2 separate regions of the Homo sapiens genome follow, and region 2 is linked to region 1. The links are chromatin loops, found by intact Hi-C in ENCODE. Cell type or tissue: PC-3. All regions are shown on one strand. Each heading gives the region's core, and the rest is flanking DNA. Links, peaks and the distances in the headings are about the cores only.

Region 1 (10,188 bases), core at 2,919-5,418:
CACATTCTTTGACTTTATAATTCTGCTTTTCAGAATTTATCAGACATTTGGTCGGATGAATTTGTACGAAGTTGTCTATGTTGGCTTTATATATATATTAATAACAAAAGAACAAAGACTATCAGCAACTGAAAGAAAATAATGATTACATAAATTATTATATATTCCTACTATTAAATATAATATAGACATTAAATTTAATGATTGCTTTAGGGTTTTAAAATTTTTTTTCTTGAGACAGTTTCTTTCTCCATCACCCAGTCTACAGTATAGTGGTGCCATTACGGCTCAATGCAGCTTCCACCTCCCAAGTTCAAACAATCCTCCATCTCACCCTCCCGAGTAGCTGGAACTACAGGCATGCACCACCATGCCTGGCTAATTTTTTAATTTTTTTTACAGATGAGGTCTTACTATGTTGCCCACACTGGTCTCAAACTTGTGGCCTCAAACAATCTTCCCACCTCAGCCTCTCAAAGTGCTGGGATTACAGGCGTGAGCCACTGTGCCCAGCCTGGGAAGTTATTGCTTCATAGAAGAATTCTTGCTAACAAGTGCAAAAAGAATAATAGAATCAGAGGTTCACTATTTTGCAAGTACAAAAAAAGTTTATAATGGATGATGAAACCATTAAGGGAATTTTACAATAGGTGGATCAGTCTGATACTATGAAAACCAATTGATCAAGCTCAGCATCATGAAAGGTGGGACAATCAGGCATGTGCTTCTTGATGTGACACAATAGAATGCACAGTATCGCCTATGAAATATGGCTGTCAAAAAATAAATAACACATAAAAGTGAACCAGAATTATATCAAGTTTCTAAATTCAACTACCAATCTCTCAGAAAATATTGGAAATCAGGAAACAGGTTAAATGACACCATGAGGAAGCAATTAGTCAAATGCAGATATAAAATATCTATAAAACAACTGGGTTATTTCACAAAGGAATGGCATTTTTAAAAAGGAGAAGAAACTGGACTAAAAGAAACTTAAAAAATATATCAATTCAATGTATTTTAATATGTGAACTTTATTTGGATCCTTATTAACAGACTTCACTTTTTTTAAAAAAGTAATCTTTGAGATAATTAGAAAAATTTAAATATGCATTGATACTAGATGATATTAAAGAATTGCTTTTTTTTTTTTTTGAGACAGAGTCTCACTTTTGTCACCCAGGATGGCATGCAATGACTCCATCGGCTCACTGTAACCTCTGCCTCCCGGGTTCAAGCAATTCTCCTGACTCAGCCTCCCAAGTAGCTGGGATTACGGCTAATTTTTGTATTTTTAGTACAGACAGGTTTCACCATGTTGGACAGGCTGGTCTCGAACTCCTTACTTCAGGTGATCCACCCCAACCTCGGCCTCCCAAAGTGCTGGGATTACAGGAGTGAGTCACCACACCCAGCCAAGAATTGCTATTTTAATTATTATGAGACTGATAATAGCATGCACTGATGTTAAAACCAAAAGAAAAACTTTATCTGATAAGATATATACTGAAGTATTTATGAGTGAAATTAAACGACTTGTGGGATTTGTTTTAAAATACTATAGCCAAAAAAGTGGAGGTGAGCGGTGAGTAGATAATAAAGTGAGAAATAAATGAAGCATGATTGGCAAAATGCTAACTGTGGGAGATAGACAACAAGTACATAGAGATCATTATACTCTCCTATCTACTTTTATGCACATTTGAGGTTTTCTATAATAAAATTTTTTTTTTTTTTTTTTGTGACGGAGTCTCGCTCTGTCGCCCAGGCTGGAGTGCAGTGGCGCGATCTCGGCTCACTGCAGGCTCCGCCCCCCGGGGTTTACGCCATTCTCCTGCCTCAGCCTCCCGAATAGCTGGGCCTACAGGCACCCTCCACCTTGCCCGGCTAATTTTTTGTATTTTTAGTAGAGACGGGGTTTCACCGTGTTAGCCAAGATGGTCTCGATCTCCTGACCTCGTGATCCGCCCGCCTCGGCCTCCCAAAGTGCTGGGATTACAGACGTGAGCCACCGCGCCCGGCCAATAAAATATTTTTAATGCACATTTAGACGTGAAATAAGGCTGGATAAAATAAACCTAAATATATCAATAATGATTAACAGAAGATGATGTCTCTGAATTGTGGAATTCATGATAAATTTTGCTTTCATTTTTATACTTTTCTTCAAGTTAATTTTCTACAAATTTTATGTGTTACCTCTATAAGCACAAAAAGCAAGCACTTTAAAGTCAATATCAGCCTCGTATTTGGAGATGTCACCTAAGACCCTCCTACTCACCCAGGCATCCTATTGTCTGGCATTTAACAATGTTACATTATGAGGATTTATATCTTTCTTCTTAGACTCAGTTGGCATTCCTGAAGCAGTGACCCAAAGGAAAACCATCTTCTAAGTTAGGATGTTTCCTAGATGAGAGTTTAACCCAAAGTATAGCTAATATTAGCAGAGAAATGCCCTGCAATGCCTTTGTGGATTAATATAATAGATACCTGAAATACAAATATCAAGAGGACGAGAAAACAACCATCAACAAAAGACCATGCGTGAATCATGTTAAAGAGAGGAGAAGGCAAACAGGCAAATTATGACATGGATAATTATTACTAGTTAGCTAAATTAAAATTAAAAGGAACAATTATGGGACATTTCAGGTAACTCAAAAAAAAAAATTCTCCTGAAGTTACTGAATTTTGTGAAACTGGTCTGTTTTTACATCTAACACAATTATGTTATTAAGTTTCTGAATTTGTTAAAAGGACCAAAATCCTTGACTGGGCGGTGGCTCATGCCTGTAATCCTAGCACTTTGGGAGGCCAAAGTGGGTGGATGACTTGAGGTCAGGAGTTTGAGACCAGCCTGGCCAACATGGTGAAACCCTGTCTCTACCAAAAATACAAAAATTAGCTGGGCATGGTGATGTGTGCCTGTAGTCCCAGCTACTCAGGAGGCTGAGGCAGGAGAATTGCTTGAACCCAGGAGCTGGAGGTTTCAGTGAGCCGAGATCACACCACTGCATGCCACCCAAGGTGACAGAGCAAGACTCCGTCTCAAAAAAATAAATAAGTAAATAATAAAACCAATCATCAAAGAAATTCCAATGAAATATGACAAATTGTATACATATATCAACCTCTTCTCCCCACTCCTCAAATCCCTCTAAATTAACAGTGAAGGGAATAAAAAAGCACAAGCCTGTAAGAACAAAGAGACTATGATGACATCAACAAAATTTTAAAAGCTAGAAAGCAGATGGATGAGTGGTTATTGACCTAGCAGACTAGAAATATCTTGCAACTCACAATGCAGGACCCCAGGAAGGCTCAGAAACTGGAGGTATTTCTGAAAGAGTGGGTGTAGGTGGGGCTGAAAATAGAACAAACTGATCATCTATACAAGAAATTTATCTTCTCTGCAATTCCAAGCATTCACAGAACTGCCCTTCCTGACCTCAGGAAAGAGCTAGGGTTTTTACTCTCAAGAAAGACTAACTAGAAGAATTCTAGTTCAGGATGCACCAGGCATGTCTCAGGGCTGGGATATCACACTAGCATTTAATAATATTACATTATATTAACACCCAGTTAACTTATCATTCATATGAATGTAGAACAAAGAAATATAAGTTCCCTCCAAAAAACGTTTACCACAGAAAGCTACTAGAGGAAAGGTACTACCAAAATGGGGTAATAAACCAAGAAACCTGAAAACTCAAGATTCAGGAAATCAGGGATTTAACATAAGAGAGGGCTCCAGTTGACAGTTGTGCAATAGACCTAGCCTGCTCCTTCTAGGAGCAGAAAGACTGTGGGCTCTCAAATGAGTATTTCCAAGAAGCAAAGAAGAAAGAAAAAAAAATTAAAAAGTGACCTGATGTGTTTTAATATCTTGCAGGAGATTTACACCTCTGTAGGAAATTTTTGGCCAAATTAGCACAGAAGTACATAGAAAGCTAAGCAAAAGTAAGATAATTATTACCTCAGGGGAAAAAAATTCAATGTCTGAGAAAGGAAAGGTGATTCTTATTTACTACATGATTCAGCTGTAATAATGTCTGTATAGTCATGACAATGTAAACACTAAAGACATACAAATTTGCTATCTAGATAAGAAAATGGTGAGAAAAGGAAAGTGCAAAGATGTTTATATTGGTCATGGAAGAGTGGAGAAAAGATAAGCTTTCATCTTCCACAAAGGGAAGTAAAAAGATAATAAATAAAAGTGGAATAACTCGAGAAATAGCAACATAGGCAGGCTATTTAGAAAAAAATGTAAATTCCAGTAGAAATTGCTAAAACATCTATAAGAAGTAGGAATCTGAGGTATAGAAAGGTAGATTAACATAGCGTCTATTTTTGTGTTATAATCCTAGTAAAAATTTGACTTAAGCCATGTATGTGTGTATAGAGATAAAAATAAATAATTATTAAAATTACATTTCAAAATAACATAAACCAAAACCCACAGGCAAATTTACCAGTCCAAAATCTTTGAATCTAGTTCATTTTCTGCCACCTTCCAGGGTAAGATTTTTAACAAATGTGAAGTATATTTCTGGAAGTCAGGGGAAATATTACCATTTGTACTTTTTAGCATTTAGTAGTATATTAAGATTAAGTTGACGATATAGAATCCCTCCAGCTTATCTAATCAGAAAAGTCATTTATATAGAGAAATAGAAACTTACCTAGCAATGTATGGGCTGGAGGAGCAAGATTTAGCCATAGATTCCAGAAACGATCCTCAGATATAACAGAAATCTGGAGAACAGGGAAAATGCAAATGCTCATTCCAAGAACACACCACTCTATCCACAATCCACACCAGCAAAATGGAAGCTCCATGTCTCATCTCTCAACACCTGAGAATTTAGTACAGTTTCCCTTACTGCAGAAAACCAACTGTTCCTTGATCAAGTTTACCCTTAGCAAAAACAGAAGCACAGCTTCCCCAACACTTCTAACTTCCAAATCTTGCACATGAGTACCTCAGTGTATCCTGGCTGTAAGGGAACAAGCCCATCACATACCTTCCTTCCACTATTTCATATTCTTAGCCTTTGTTATGGTGATTTAAATTTTAAATTCTCTTGGGCATGGTGGCTCATGCCTGTAATCCCAACACTTAAGGACACTGAGGCGAGCAGGTCACTTGAGGCCAGGAGTTCGAGACCAACTTGGCTAACATGGCGAAACCCCGTCTCTACTGAAAATACAAAAAAATTAACCAAGCGTAATGGTGCACACCTGTAATCCCAGCTACTCTGGAGGCTGAGGCAGGAAAATTGCTTGAACCCAGGAGGCAGAGGTTGCGGTGAGCCACAACTGGGCCACTGTACTCCAGCCTGGGCAACAGAGCAAGACTCTGTCTCAAAAATAAAAAATAAAAATATTAGTGCTTACTGACAATGTACCTGGTCACACGAGAACTCTCATGGAGATGTACAAGGAGATTAATATTGTTTCCTTCTCTGTTAACACAACATCCATTCCACAGCCCATGGATCAAGAAGTAATTTCATAGAAAGTGATTCTTTTGATGGATGTGAGTAAAGTAAATTGAAAACCTTTTAAAAAGGATTTGCCTTTCTAGATACCATTGAGAACATTTGTGATTCACGGGAGAAAGTCAAAATATCAACATTAACAGGAGTTTGGAAGAAGTTGATTTTAACCCTCATGGATGTCTTTGAGGGGTTTAAGACTTCAGCAGCAGAAGTTACTGCAATGTAGTGAAAATAGAAAGAGGACTAGAATTAGCAGTGGAGCCTAAGGTGGTACTGAGTTTCTACAACTTCATGATAAAAATTTGAATAAATGAAGAGTTGCTTCTTACAGATAAGCAAGGAAACTGGTTTCTTCAGATGCAATCTACTCCTGGGGAAGATGCTGTGAACACTGTAGAAATGACAGCAAAGAATTTAAACATTTCATAAACTTATTAATAAAGCACTGGCAGGTTTGGAGAGGATTGATTCTAACTTTGAAAGAAATTCTACTGTGGGTAAAATACTACCTAAAAGAATTCCACGATACAGAGAAATCTTTTGTCAAAAGAAGAATTAATCAATGCAGCAAACTTCATTGCTGTCTTATGTTAAGAAATTGCCACAGCTACTCCAGCCTTTAGTAACCACCACCCTGATCAGTCAACAGCCATCAACATTGAGGCAAGACCCTTCATCATCAAAAAGATTACAATTCATTGAAGGCTCAGATGATCATTAGCATGTTTTAACAATAAAGTATTTTTTAACTAAGGTATGTTTTTTTAGACATACTTCTATTGCACATTTAATATAGTATAGTATAAACATAACTTTTATATGCGCTGGAAAACCAAAACTTTCATGTGACTCACTTGATTGCAATATTTGCTTTATGGTGCTAGTCTAGAACCAATCTACAATATCTCAAGGTATGTCTGAATAACATTATAGTTTCTAATTCACTAACAGGACCCAGATGATGCCATCTAAACATTCAGGTCTGGACTAAGGCGATCATAGTTATTAATTTCTTAACGTGGGACTGTTGAAAGAGTTCCTAAAACTCATCCTCTCAGAAGAGGTAGAATTTGACGATAAGTCAATGATTAGTAATAGTTAATAATATTATATATTTAATATAAGTATATATCACATTATAACATTCTGACTGTTATTCTGGAGACTTAGGTTTTACTTTAAAAGGTGACTACAGATGACCCTTGAAAAATGTGGGGGTTAGGGATGCAAACCCCTCCACACAGTAGAAAATGTATGTATAACTTTTGAGTCCCCAGAAAATTAACTACTAACAGCTACTGTTGACTGGAAGCCTTAATGATAACATAAACAGCCAGTTAAGACATTTTTTGTATGCTACATCTATCACATACTGTATTCTTACAGTAAAGATAAGAAAAGAAAATGTTACTAAGAAAATCATAAGGAAGAGAAAATATATTTACTATTCACTAAGTGGAAGTGGGTCATCCGAAAGGTCTTCATTTTCATTGTCTTCACATTGAGTAGGCTGAAGAGGAGGAGGAAGAGGAGGGGTTGGTCTTGCAGTCTGAGTAGATGGCAGAAGAAGAAGAAAATTTGCATATAAGTGGATCCTCAAAGTTCAAACCCATGTTGTTTAAGGGTTAGCTGTACAGTGTTTGAAGTAGGTTGTCAATTGACCAAAGGAAGCTACACATATATATAGCAAACTCATATATCCCATACATAAACACACATTTTTAAGTTAAATTAAAATTCCAGTGAAGTAGCTAAACAGTCTAAGTGTTCTTAAGAGTGAAGTGACATCCGCAGATGTTCATTCTCTCAGTTTTGTCAGTAAGAGACTGAATTGTCCCAGAAATAAGAACAATGTATTGGTCCTTGGCATATTTGCCCTCGGATCCATTCATTCCTCCCCTTTTTATTGTCTGTTTTGTTCTGTACGCCTGAGGGACTGACCCAAACTCCCATGTCAGCTGCTATTCTGGTGGGTTTAGCCAATGAGAAGTGTTGATGGAAGACACAAAAGGACGAGAGAGGACAGAATTCTCCCTCTCTACTTTGGGGAGCTTCTCTGACAACAGCTACATCTCCTCCTCCTTAGCTCCAACTACCCCTGGGAAAGCCCATCCCAGCTGCAGCTTTCTTCAGGCATGTCAGGCTCCTGGGCTCTGATAACATCTCCTTCTTCCTTGGTCTCTCCAGCGGTTGCTAATCTTTTACATGACCTGTGTAAGCAATTCCCCATATTAAAGTATACTATTTCTGTTTTCCTGATTGGACCCTGAATGATAAAAATTATTACATAAATTATTTTAAGTTAGTCTACAGTTCTTCTTGGGGCAGGAGATAGTTGATACTTGGCTTATGATTCTCCTGAGTAATCAACTGCAGTATTTTCTTTTTTTGAAAAAAAAAAAAAAGTTTACTGGCTTATTCTAGTGAGGTAGAGTGGATCAAATAATTCATTGAGATGTGAAAGGGAATTTTTTACTGGAATAATAAAAGGGCCTGTATAAGGGCTTACACAGAAAATAAAAGCCAGTCATCCTCCTCTGTTCAAATTGGTGGTTCTCAGCCTGGCCTTCCGTTATAATTATCTGGGGAGCCTTAAAAACCATCCCAACCTAGAAGATTTTGTTTCAAATAATCAAGAACAATGCATCAGTAATACCTGGAACTAGTTAGTAATGCAAAATTTGGTCCCCCGCTCTGGAATTACTGAATCAGAAAATTGTGACTGGCGTAAATACCTTTTAACAAGCCCACCAGGTACACTAAACTTTGAGAACCACTATTTTAAAACTACCCAAGTGATTGTCATAGGCAGCCAAATTTGAAAACTACTGGTTTAGGAATAGATTGCTCATAAGATAATAACCTTAATTCAATATACATTTATTAAATATGTATTATGTTTTGTAATTTCCTGTTGCCCAACAAAAATTAAAAATTGAGACCATTAATAAAATTTGACACTATGCATAAAGATGATGTATTAAAAGAAAAAAGTTGAAGAAGCCAGAAAAATATAGTTACACAAAACACAAAAAGATAAATGAATCAAGAAACTTCCTCTGAATTAAAAGTAGCTAACTAGACAATAAACATACTTCGACAATAAGGCTGAGATTCACTGCAGAATGCATGTCTAACATTGAACACGCATTTCTCCAACTTGTCTTCAATTTTACCTTCTATTACCAGATTAATATCACAAAGTATATATTGTGAGAGATGACCTTTGATATCATGTAATCCAGCATTTTTCAGCCAGTAATTTATGGACTCTTGGTTTCACAAAGTTTTTCTGACAATGTAGCAGTTATGATGGTTTCAGATCCAAATAACAATAACCCCAACTCAAGCTAGCTTAAAAAATCAAGGCCAGGCACGGTGGCTCACACCTATAATCCCAGGACTTTGGGAGGCCAAGGCGGGCAGATTACCTGAGGTCAGGAGTTCGAGACCAGCCTGGCCAACATGGTGAAACCCCATCTTTACTAAAAATACAAAAATTAGCCAGGCGTGGTGGCACACGCCTGTAATCCCAGCTACTTGGGAGGCTGAGGTAGGAGAATTGCTTGAGCACAGGAGGCAGAGGTTGCAGCGAGCCAAGATCATGCCACTGTACTCCAGCCTGGCCGACAGAACGAGACTCTGTCTCAAAAAATAAATAAATAAATAAATAAATAGAAGGGAGGAGCCAAGATGGCCGAATAGGAGCAGCTCAGGTCTACAGCTCCCAGCGTGAGCAACACAGAAGACGGGTGATTTCTGCATTTCCATCTGAGGTACCGGGTTCATCTCACTAGGGAGTGCCAGACAGTGGGCGCAGGTCAGTGGGTGCATGCACCGTGTGCGAGCCAAAGCAGGGCGAGGCATTGCCTCACTCCGGAAGCACAAGGAGTCAGGGAGTTCCCTTTCCGAGTCAAAGAAAGGGGTGACGGACGGCACCTGGAAAATCGGGTGGCTCCCACCCGAATACTGAGCTTTTCCTATGGGCTTAAAAAACGGCGCACCACGAGATTATATCCTGCACCTGGCTCGGAGGGTCCTATGCCCACGGAGTCTCGCTGATTGCTAGCACAGCAGTCCGAGATCAAACTGCAAGGTGGAAGCGAGGCTGGGGGAGGGGCGCCCACCATTGCCCAGGGGTGCTTAGGTAAACAAAGCAGCCGGGAAGCTGGAACTGGGTGGAGCCCACCACAGCTCAAGGAGGTCTGCCTGCCTCTCTAGGCTCCACCTCTGGGGACAGGGCACAGACAAACAAAAAGACAGCAGTAACCTCTGCAGACTTAAATGTCCCTGTCTGATAGCTTTGAAGAGAGCAGTGGTTCTCCCAGCACGCAGCTGGAGATCTGAGAAAGGGCAGACTGCCTCCTCAAGTGGGTACCTGACCCCTGACCCCTGAGCAGCCTAACTGGGAGGCACCCCCCAGCAGGGGCACACTGACACCTCACACGGCAGGGTACTCCAACAGACCTGCAGCTGAGGGTCCTGTCTGTTAGAAGGAAAACTAACAAACAGAAAGGACACCCACACCAAAAACCCATCTGTACATCACCATCATCAAAGACCAAAAGTAGATAAAACCACAAAGATGGGGAAAAAACAGAACAGAAAAACTGGAAACTAAAAAGCAGAGCACCTCTCCTCCTCCAAAGGAACGCAGTTCCTCACCAGCAACAGAACA
Region 2 (10,188 bases), core at 4,101-6,600, 55 kb after region 1:
GAAGGGGTTACTGCATTGCCAATTGTATGCAAGATAGTTTTATCATGGTAGATGGAATTATTACCTTGTTATTTTCTTTATTTGGATATGAAGTATGCTTTAAGGAGGTGCATATGGGTGCCAAATTGACAAGGGGTGAACTTGGGATGTTAATTTTATGTGTTACCTTGACTGGGTCACAGGGTGCCCAGATATTTCATTAAACATTATTCTGGGTGTGTTCATGAGCAATTTTCTGGGTGAGATTAGCATTTGAATCAGTAGACTGAGTAAAACAGATTGACCTTCCCAATGTGGGTGGGTCTTATGGAAACTTTGAATGGTTTGAATAGAATAATAAGGTAGTGTGAGGGAGACTTCACTCTCTCTTCCTGACTATCATTGAGCTGGGATATCAGACTTCTCCTGCCTTAGAACTTGGACTCAGACTGGAACTTAGGCCATCAGCTCTTCTGATTCTCAGACCTTCCAACCTGGACTGGAACTATGCCATCTGTTCTCCTGGGTGTCCAGCTTGCTGACTATAGATCTTGAGACTTCTGAGCCTCCACAGAATTTCTTATAATCAATATATAAGAACCTGAGAGGTTCTGTTTCTCTGGAGAATCCAAAAGAATACAGTAAGAAATACAATAAATAAATGAATTATTAACATTCCCTGTAGCTAAAATATAACACAGGAATTAGGATATGGTAAGTGTCTGAGTCCATTTTCTGTTGCTTATAACAGAATATCTGAAACTGGGTAATTTTTAAAGAAAAGGAATTTGTTTCTTACAGTTATGGAAGCTGGGAAACCCAATGTCAAGATGCTACATCTAGTGAGAACCTTCCTGCTGGTAGGGACTCTCTGAAGAGTCCCAAGGCTGTGCAGGGAATCAAATGGGTAGGGAACTGAGCATGCTAGCTCATATCGCTCTGCCTTTTTTTTTTTTTTTATAAAGCCACCAGTCTCATTCCTGTGAGAGCTCATTAATCTATTAACCTATTAATTCATTAATCCATTAATGGACTAATGCACTCATGAGGGCAAAGCCCTCGTGACCCAATTCCCTCTTAAAAGCCCCCTGTCAGCACTGCCACATTGGGGATTAAATTTCCACATGAATTTTGGAAAGGACAAATATTCAGCCTAAAACAGTAGCTAAAAATATAGCAATAATAATAATAATAACAAGAATTAAATGTATTATTCTCTAATTATACACAAGATACTCTATCAAACTCTTTAAATGGACCATTTCATTTAATCCTCATAACACTATGTAATAGGTAGTACCTTTACAGAGAAGGTCACTGAAGTTCAGAGAGATTAACTAACTTATTAGGGTGACATTATTATAAACTTTAAAAAAAAATTTTCCCAAATAGAAATATCTTTCTTTATTATTTCTGTTATTTCAAATCAATCAACTAATCAACTGAGCAACAAGAATACACTGAGCTTGGTGTTATCTGCCCCAGGTGATTTCCTGTAAGGAAATGAAGCCACAGACAAAGTGCACAAATATCTTCCTGGCTTCAAGAAACATTAGATCAACTACTCTCAAAAACACATGATGCCTTCGGACAACCCTTCTATTTTTTACTTCTGTAACCAGTTATTTGCAAAAGAAAAAGTAAACTAGAAGAGCTGAATAATTACTAATTACAAACAACTATACATAAGGAAAAAATGAGTTTAAACAAAGCATTTTAAACCATGTAGTCCATTTTTTAAATGTGGAGTTCATGTTATTAGTAACGTGGGGATTACGTTTTACTCTAAAGGCTAATAAGTCTGTCCCTGGTAGACTTAATTAAAAGCACAAAAACAAAAACAGAACCTCTTTTTCTCCCTTTACATAGCTACCTAGGTCAGAGGTTGGAAAATTGTTTTTGTAAAAGTCCAGATAGTTAATATTTTAGGCTTTTGGGCCATGGAGTCTCTGTTGCAACTGCTCACCTCTGCCATTGTAGCATGAAGTCTACCACAGAAAGTAAGTAAATGAGTGAGTGTGGCTGTGCTATAATAAAACTGCCTTTGTAAAACCAGGTGGTAGATTAAATTTGGCCTGAGGGTTATAATTTACCCAATCCCTGATTTAGTCTAAGGTACCTCATTCCAAGATTAGAAAACATAAACAGAGAAGGACCAGTCTTTCCTCATTCTGATGGAAATTACTTATTGATGAAGTCTAAACTGTTGAATACTAACACTCATAGTGAAGAGTAAGTTGAGAAAGAGTAGAGGGAGCAATAATTACAAGATGATGCCTCAACTGGAGCGTATTATAAATAACAACTACAATACAGCCTAAGAAAATAATAAGAAAAGTTACCCTTTAAGACAGGAATCCATCATTTTACTCAATGTCATCTTTTATCAGCAGACTCTCAAACATTATTGGTTCTTTCACATAAATTCCACTTATCTACATATATCAATCTGCTCTAGAGCAAAGCAGGCTTGTTACTTGTTGCTTTCCCCACCATTATGGCAACTTGTGTGCTGAGACAGATAATGCCAATCAGAAAATATCCACAAATTAATTTTTAGATTATTTTTAATTATTCACCCAATTCCTAAGCAAGCTAATTTATTCAAAAGAAAATGTCCATAGTTGAGTTTCAAGTCAAAACAAATTGTCTTGGGGGATCTGTAGTGAAAATCTATGAGATTGTCTTCCCAGAACCAATTTCTGAGAATCAACTTTCACCCATCTATGTGGTTCCCGTGGTACTGATAATCCCACCCCTCAAGCCACTATTAAGTGGTTCTGTATTCATTTGCTAGGGTCATTGCAACAAAGTCTCAAAAGCTGAATGGTTTAAATAGAAATTTGGGTCTCACAGTTTCTAGCGGCTAAAGGAAGGTGTCAGCAAGGTTAGTTCCCTCTGAGTGCTTTGAGGGAGAATCTGTTTCATGTCTCTCTCCTAGTTTTTAGTGGTTTGCTGACAACTTCGGCACTCTTTGCCTTGTAGAAGTTTCATCCAATCTCCACCTTCACGTTCACATGGTGCTCTCCCTGTATACCTGTCTATATCTGTATCCAAATTGTCCTTTTTTACAAACTCATAGTTTTATTGGATTAGGAACCACTCTAATGAACCATCTTAACTTGATAATCTACAAAGACCCAATTTCTTTTTTTTGATATTTTATTTTATTATTTTATGTTTCTGGGATACATGTGCAGGATGTACAGGTTTGTTACATAGGTAAACTTGTGCTATGGTGGTTTGCTGCACCTATCAACCCATCACCTAGGTATTAAGCCCCCCATGCATTAGCTATTTATCCTGATGCTCTCCCTCACCACCTGCTCCCCACCACGACAGGCCCCAGTGTGTGTTGTTCCCCTCCCTGTGTGCATGTGTTCTCACTGTTCAGCTCAAAGACCCAAATTCTTTTTTTTCTTTTTAAATTATACTTCAAGTATATGTGCACAACGTGCAGGTTTGTTACATAGGTATACATGTGCCATGTTGGTTTGCTGCACCCATCAACTCGTCATTTACATTAGGAATTTCTCCTAATGCTATCCCTCCCCCAGCCCCCCATCCTCTGAAAGGCCCTGGTGTGTGATGTTCCCTGCCCTGTGTCCGAGTGTTCTCATTGTTCAGTTCCCACCTATGAGTGAGAACATGCGGTGTTTGGTTTTCTGTCCTTGTGATAGTTTGCTGAGAATGATGGTTGCCAGCTTCATCCATGTCCCTGCAAAGGACATGAACTCATCCTTTTTTATGGCTGCATAGTATTCCATGGTGTATATGTGCCACATTTTCTTAATCAAGTCTACCATTGGTGGACTTTTGGGTTGGTTCCAAGTCTTTGCTATTGTGAATAGTGCCGCAATAAACATATGTGTGCGTGTGTCTTTATATTAGCATGATTTATAATCCTTTGGGTATATACTCAGTAATGGGATCACTGGCAAAGACCCAATTTGTAAGAAAGATCACATTCACAGGTGCTTGGGGTTAGAACATTAGCATCTTTTAGGGGGACGTAATTCAACCCGTAACAGATCTAAGGCTTCACAAGCTGGATAATAAGAGTCCTTTCTGGGGATTTTTAGAAATAGAACTGAGAGAGTCCGGATGGCTAAAGTGGTCATACACAAAATTCAAGTGCTGTTGGCAAACACGTTTTCTAACACACAGAGAAATAGCAGCAGCAATGCATTCATGATGGCATAATTTGAGTTCCTGGTTCCAAATAGGTCTGTGGCCCAGCCTCAAACCCACCTGCCCTTTCCAAGGTTTCCTTTCATTTTATAGGGCTCTGTAACTTTGTGTGTGTAGGGTTTTTTGGTTTTTGGTTTTGGGGTTGTTTGTTTGTTTGTTTTGAGACAGGGCCCTACTCTGCCACCCAGGCTGTAACGCAGTGGCACAATCACAGCTCACTACAGCCTCAACCTCCCTGGGCTCAGGTGATCCTCACACCTCAGCCTCCCAAGTAGTTGGGACTACAGGTGCATGTCACCATGCCTGGCTAATTTTTGCATTTTTTTTTTTGGTCAAGATGGGGTTTCACCATGTTGCTTAGGCTGGTAGTGAATGCCTGGGCTCAAGCAATCCACCTGCCTCAGCCTCCCAAAGTGCTGGGAATACATGCATGAGCCACTGCACCCAGCCAGGACTCTGTAACTTCTAAACAAGAGTACTAACAATTGTGACATCTCTTACAATTAATCTTCAAAAATATGTTCCCCACTGTATTCACTTAAGAGGTTCCATAGAAACACTGGATTTCAAGGAATGCTTCATATTGCTAAAAATTATTACAGAAATTTATTCCACCAAATCTAGAGCTATAACACCCAAGATGATTTTGAATAAATAAATATTCGAATCAACAGAAATGAAAAGTGATCCAGAGACATTAGGAATGTTAAGAATAAAGGAAACAATGTCAATAAGAATTTTGGAGATTAGATAAAGACCATTATAATTTTGGAGTCTAATGACACAAACTTACTTTATTGGTATTACAGAGTCAGTTAGTTTCTCCTTTTCAATTGTTCTGTGCTGAATATAAGTAGTCCTCCCAAGTTTGCTAGATATTTCTTAATATATTTGGCAAATATTTATGTCTGGACATACTTGAAGAACTTGTAGGACAGGAATTCTAGGCTATTATTTATTTGAAAGGTGATAAGTCTACAGGAAAAGAATTCATCCTGAGGGCAAAGAAAATCAAAGGCCAATCAGATAATAGCGGTCACTAATAATTTTCCTCCAGCTAAGCCCCATGAGTCCTGTATACTGTGATGGGTCAAATCGAAAAAGAAGAAGCAACTTTATCCACCAAAATCTCAGTGGGTCATTGAGAGTGCTGATCAACTTCATTGTCACTGTAGGTAACTTTAGCAATAGCAGGATGAGGCAGCTGTTACTTATCCACATTGACCAACAGCAACAACATCAAGCAACCTAAAGAGGATGACGTTAGTAGCTTTAACACTGGTGGCTTTGTAATTGCCACTTTTGGTGTCATCACCATAATGACCTGAAAAGGAAGAAAATGAATCAACCCACATAGAAGTGAAAAGGACTAGTTCCTGATCTTTGTGAGACCACGTTCTAGGGATGTCCAGAACTATTTAAGAGGAATATATGAGGACTGTACTGCTTAAGAAGAAGGAATAGGAAAACAGACAATTCCTACTTTCTGTCATTGTAATCTTATTTTTGTCCCTCGGTTGGTTTAGCTCAGGAAACAAGGGTTGATGAAAAAAAATTTCTAAGGAACAATGAAATAAATGTCTTACATATTTTCAACTATTCTGTAACATTTAACTGCTTATACATTTTGACTATACAATAGCACCATGTTAGCATTTTATTATTTTAAAAAATCACAATAATGTTTCTCAAAGTTTCATCTGAAAAGTGCCACTAGGACACCAGAAAATCTTCAATGGCAGGTTTTGACGTTTTCTTGTTTTTTAATTTCAAAGAAACTATAAGAAAATGCTTTTTTAAATTATAATAAAAATATCTGAATCATAAAACCAGTCTTTCCACTTAAAATGAGCTCATTTTTAGTCATCCAATAAAATATCATGTAACGAAAACTCATTTTAATTCCCCTTAAAACTGCATTTACGTTAGTAAACAACATTTTTTTTCTTACAGAGAAATTGTATCTATAGTATATTATAACACAATGTTGAACACAAGATCTTGCTAACATGTTATACTGGAATTTTATTGTTATAGGATTGAAGGTGCTTTCAAAAACTATCTGGTATAGACTTTAACTTCCAAAATAAAGTCACTAAATTTCAATTTCCAAAGTGAATTCTATAGAACACAAGTGCCACTGTTTTGTTTTGTTTTGTTTTAACATGTTTTGTGTTTTGGGGGTTTTTCAGTACAAAGGATAATTTCCAGGGGCAACTAAGTTTAGGAAATTCTTTGTTAATATTAAACAGGCTCAAAACTGATCTTCTTCAAACAACATATTCTTCTAAAATATCATTTATACTATATAATGTGACTGAATTTCTAGCCTCAGAAGGTTTACATAGGGATTAAATTCACATTTTGAGGAAAATAGCCTTCCTTGTCTGGAAAAATCACGTGGCAGGTGCAGTGTCAAGGACATCCCTGAGGCATAGCCAAAGTCTCCTTCCGCAATTTTCTTCCAAAGCACTGAAAGACATTAACAACTGCCACCACAGAAGGCCTTCTCCAATCCTTATGTGTGAGCTTAATTCTTAATTTTCGTTCAGAGAATTGAATTTAAAATCATATCAATCGATTAACTTACATCTTTTAATTTAAAACAATGTCATATACTATAGTATTACTATTATCATTTTGAGTTGTAAATTATTCAGGAGGGAATTGCTAAAGCCTCCTGGGATTTTTTTTAATAAGTAATTAAATTGCACTAAGACAAAAAATATCTAATCTTTATTTTAAACTACAAAGTGAATCATGACAATAATCTTTGAACAACCAAAGTGCTGTTTGTTGGACAGGTGAAAAATTAGAGAAAATCATTTGTCTTCCATACCATAGAAACATGTTATTTGTAGAGTTAAATATACATTGTCTCAAATGTTCTTTCACTCACTTCCATGCCTCAAAAGCATGACTTTTGTACATAACAACACTCATCAGTTGATTATCAACAACCGCTTACATGAAACCACAGTGCAAAAAATGTGGTTACAAACTACCAAGACAAAAAATGAAAAGAAAAAAACGCTTCCTATTTTTCAGCTTTATAAAAGGTGAAAGGGTGTGGTTAACAAAATAATGTACTTTAAAATAGCCAGAGTAGTGCTGAGACAACTAAACTCATCAAAGTTTGTTTGAGAATATGTTGTAATATCTTTTTAAATGAATATTTTCTAAAATAAGGTGTTTTATTACATGAAGAGTTGAGCCTAGGGCATCACATGTGAGAATTAAAAGTTGCCATATAATTTCTGAAGCCCTCATCCTACCTAGAAGAGCGAAAAGCACCAATCAACTAGAAGAAAAATTACAGTCTGATCAATTGGAAGAGGTAAATTGAGAAAACAGAAAATTCATAGTTAAATTTTGAGCAGATATTTTAAAAAGAAGAAAGGGCTCTAAAGAGAGAAAAGAAGAGAAGAGAAAACAAGAGGAAAAATGCAAAGAGAACAGAAAACTATAATAAAGGGATTAAAAATAGATTTATATCAAATGTGTTTAATTATTTTCCCTTCCCCCCCAAAAACACTATTTTGAAAGGAAAGTTAGCTAACGAATGGAAAATACAAAGTGTGACCACCCAAAAAATACAGAATTGAAACTTTAGTATCACCAAACTAGCTCTTTTGCTTCTCAATAATATGCCATGCCCAGCATCTCTAGTACCTGATCTGCCATTTTATCTGCTATCTGATTCCATGACTCACCTCTTGCTCCTTCTACCACTGCATGGTGGTATCCACAGTGGAGCACACTGGTTTCAGAACACTAGAAGTACAGCTTTAGGAGCAGAAGATTCCTAGTCTACAGGCAGTATAGGGAGAAAACGAGAATTCTGTACTCTCCAGTGTAGTAATTAATTCAGTCAAGGATCATCAACGGATGCTAAAACCTTGAACTCAAAGTATTGCTCCACAGATAGCTTATCAATTAAAAAGTAGAAAGTTTACCTTTACAATGAAGAAGTCTGGCAGTAACTATCCTAATCAAGTGACTAAACTCAGTATCACCGACAATGGAGCAACCTGTCATTCACCTGTGTACTCTTTCTGCCAGAAATACTTTAACCTAAATCTAACTATGAGAAAACAATTAAACAAATACAAAATTTGGAACACTTTTTATTACAAGTGACCTAGACTCTTCAGAAAAAAATAATAGCATGAAAAGCAAAAAAAAAAAAAAAAAAAGAGTGGGAAACTATTCTGTAAAAAGAGATGAAAGATCTCAAACTCAAATGCTATACATAATCCTAGACTGGTTGCTACAAAGAAAAACAATACAGCTATAAGTGACATTTGGTGACAGTTATGGAAATTTAAATATAGAGGTTATATTAGGTGATGGTTTGGATTATTATTATTAGTTTTTTTAGGTACGAAAAGATGTGTTTTTTTAGGTACGAAAAGATGTGTTTTTTAGGAGAATATCCTTAATCATTTTGTAAGCAAATTTCAACTTTAATTTTAGATTCAGGGAGTATGTGTGCAGGTTTGTTACATGGGTAAATTGTGTGATGCTGAGGTTTGGGGTACAATTCACCCCATCACTCAGGTAGTAAGTAGTTAAGTTTTCAAACTTCCACCCCCGGAGTAGTCCCCAGTGTCCATTGTTGCCATCTTTATGTCCATGTGGACCCAATGTTTAGCTCGCACTTATAAATGAGAATAGGCTTTCTCATTTATGGTTTTCTGTTTCTGCATGAATTTGTTTAGGATAATGGCCTGTAGCTGCATCCATATTGCTATAAAGGACATGATTTAGTTATTTTTGTGGTTGCATAGTATTCCATGGTATGTGTGGGTATACATATATGGCATATATACATATATACGTGTGTGTGTATGTGTGTGTGTGTGTATATATATGTACATATATATATGTAATATTTTCTGGCTGGGTGTGGTGGCTCATGCCTGTAATCCCAGCACTTTGGGAGCCAAGGTGGGCAAATCACGACGTAAGGAGTTCGAGACCAGCCTGGCCAACATGGTGAAATCCCATCTCTACTAAAAATACAAAAAATTAGCTGGGTGTGGTGACGGGCATCTGTAATCCTAGCTACTTGGGAGGCTGAGGCAGGAGAATCTCTTGAACCCAGGAGGCAGAGGTTGCAGTGAGCCAAGATTGTGCCACTGCACTCCAGCCCGGGTAACAGTACGAGGCTTCATCTTGAAAATATATATATATATATATATACACACACACACACATATTCATATATACACACACATACATACGTATTTCTATATACATATATACATATATACGTATTTATATATACATATATATACATATATATATACACATATACGTATTTATATATACATATATATACATATATATATACACACACACACACACACACATAGTGTTTTATCCAGTCCACCACTGATGGGCACCTAGGTTGATTCTATGACTTTGCTATTATAAATAGTGCTATGATAAACATACAACTCCATGTGTATTTTTGGTAGAACAATTTATTTTCTTTTGGATATATACCCAGTAATAGGATTGCTGGGTCAAGTGGTAGTTCTTTTTTAAGTTCTTTGAGAAATCTCCAAACTCCTTTCTACAGTGGCTGAACTAATTTACATTCCCACCAACAGTGTATAAGTGTTCTCTTTTCTCTGCAGCCTCACTGGCATCTATTGTTTTTTGACTTTTTAATAATAGCCATTCTGACTAGTGTGAGATGATATCTCATTGTGGTTTTGGTTTACATTTCTTCTGATTAATGATGTGGAGCACTTTTTCATGTTTGTTGACCAATTGTGTGTCTTCTTTTGGGAAGCGTCCATTCTGTCTTTTGACCCCTTTTTAATGTGGTTATTTGTTTTTGGCTTACTGAGTTATTTAAATTTCTTATAGATACTAGATATTAGACCTTTGTTGGATGCAGAGTTTGCAAATATTTTCTCTCATTCTGTGAGTTGTCTGTTTACTCTGTTTATAGTTTTTATTTTGTTTTTGTTTTGCTGTACAGAAACTCTTTAGTTTAATTAGGTC

Evidence for each region. Peaks named below come from ENCODE experiments on the same cell type or tissue, not always from the same donor. Only the 100,000 strongest peaks of a DNase experiment are listed, where the experiment ranks them.
Region 2: it touches region 1 in a loop (2.7-fold over the local background); 3 of 110 quality-filtered maps call a loop at or near these places.

Annotation. Positions count from the first base shown.
Region 1 is chr12:89,811,604-89,821,791 of GRCh38, reverse strand. LOC107984543 (a long non-coding RNA gene) reads right to left here. Exons shown (of 7, transcript XR_007063399.1): 5 at 6,956-7,059; 6 at 5,840-5,901; 7 at 4,692-4,764. Among named protein-coding and RNA genes, the nearest start is that of ATP2B1-AS1, 110 kb to the right of the region's middle. In PC-3, for the core only: no CTCF peak of the experiment used is centred there; a DNase peak (open chromatin) is centred at 4,041; H3K27ac peaks cover 1,623 bases.
Region 2 is chr12:89,757,928-89,768,115 of GRCh38, reverse strand. The region is part of intron 2 of LOC107984543 (a long non-coding RNA gene); the gene reads right to left. Among named protein-coding and RNA genes, the nearest start is that of ATP2B1-AS1, 54 kb to the right of the region's middle. RefSeq lists a silencer at 1,961-2,020. In PC-3, for the core only: no CTCF peak of the experiment used is centred there; a DNase peak (open chromatin) is centred at 5,175; H3K4me3 peaks cover 486 bases; H3K27ac peaks cover 2,177 bases.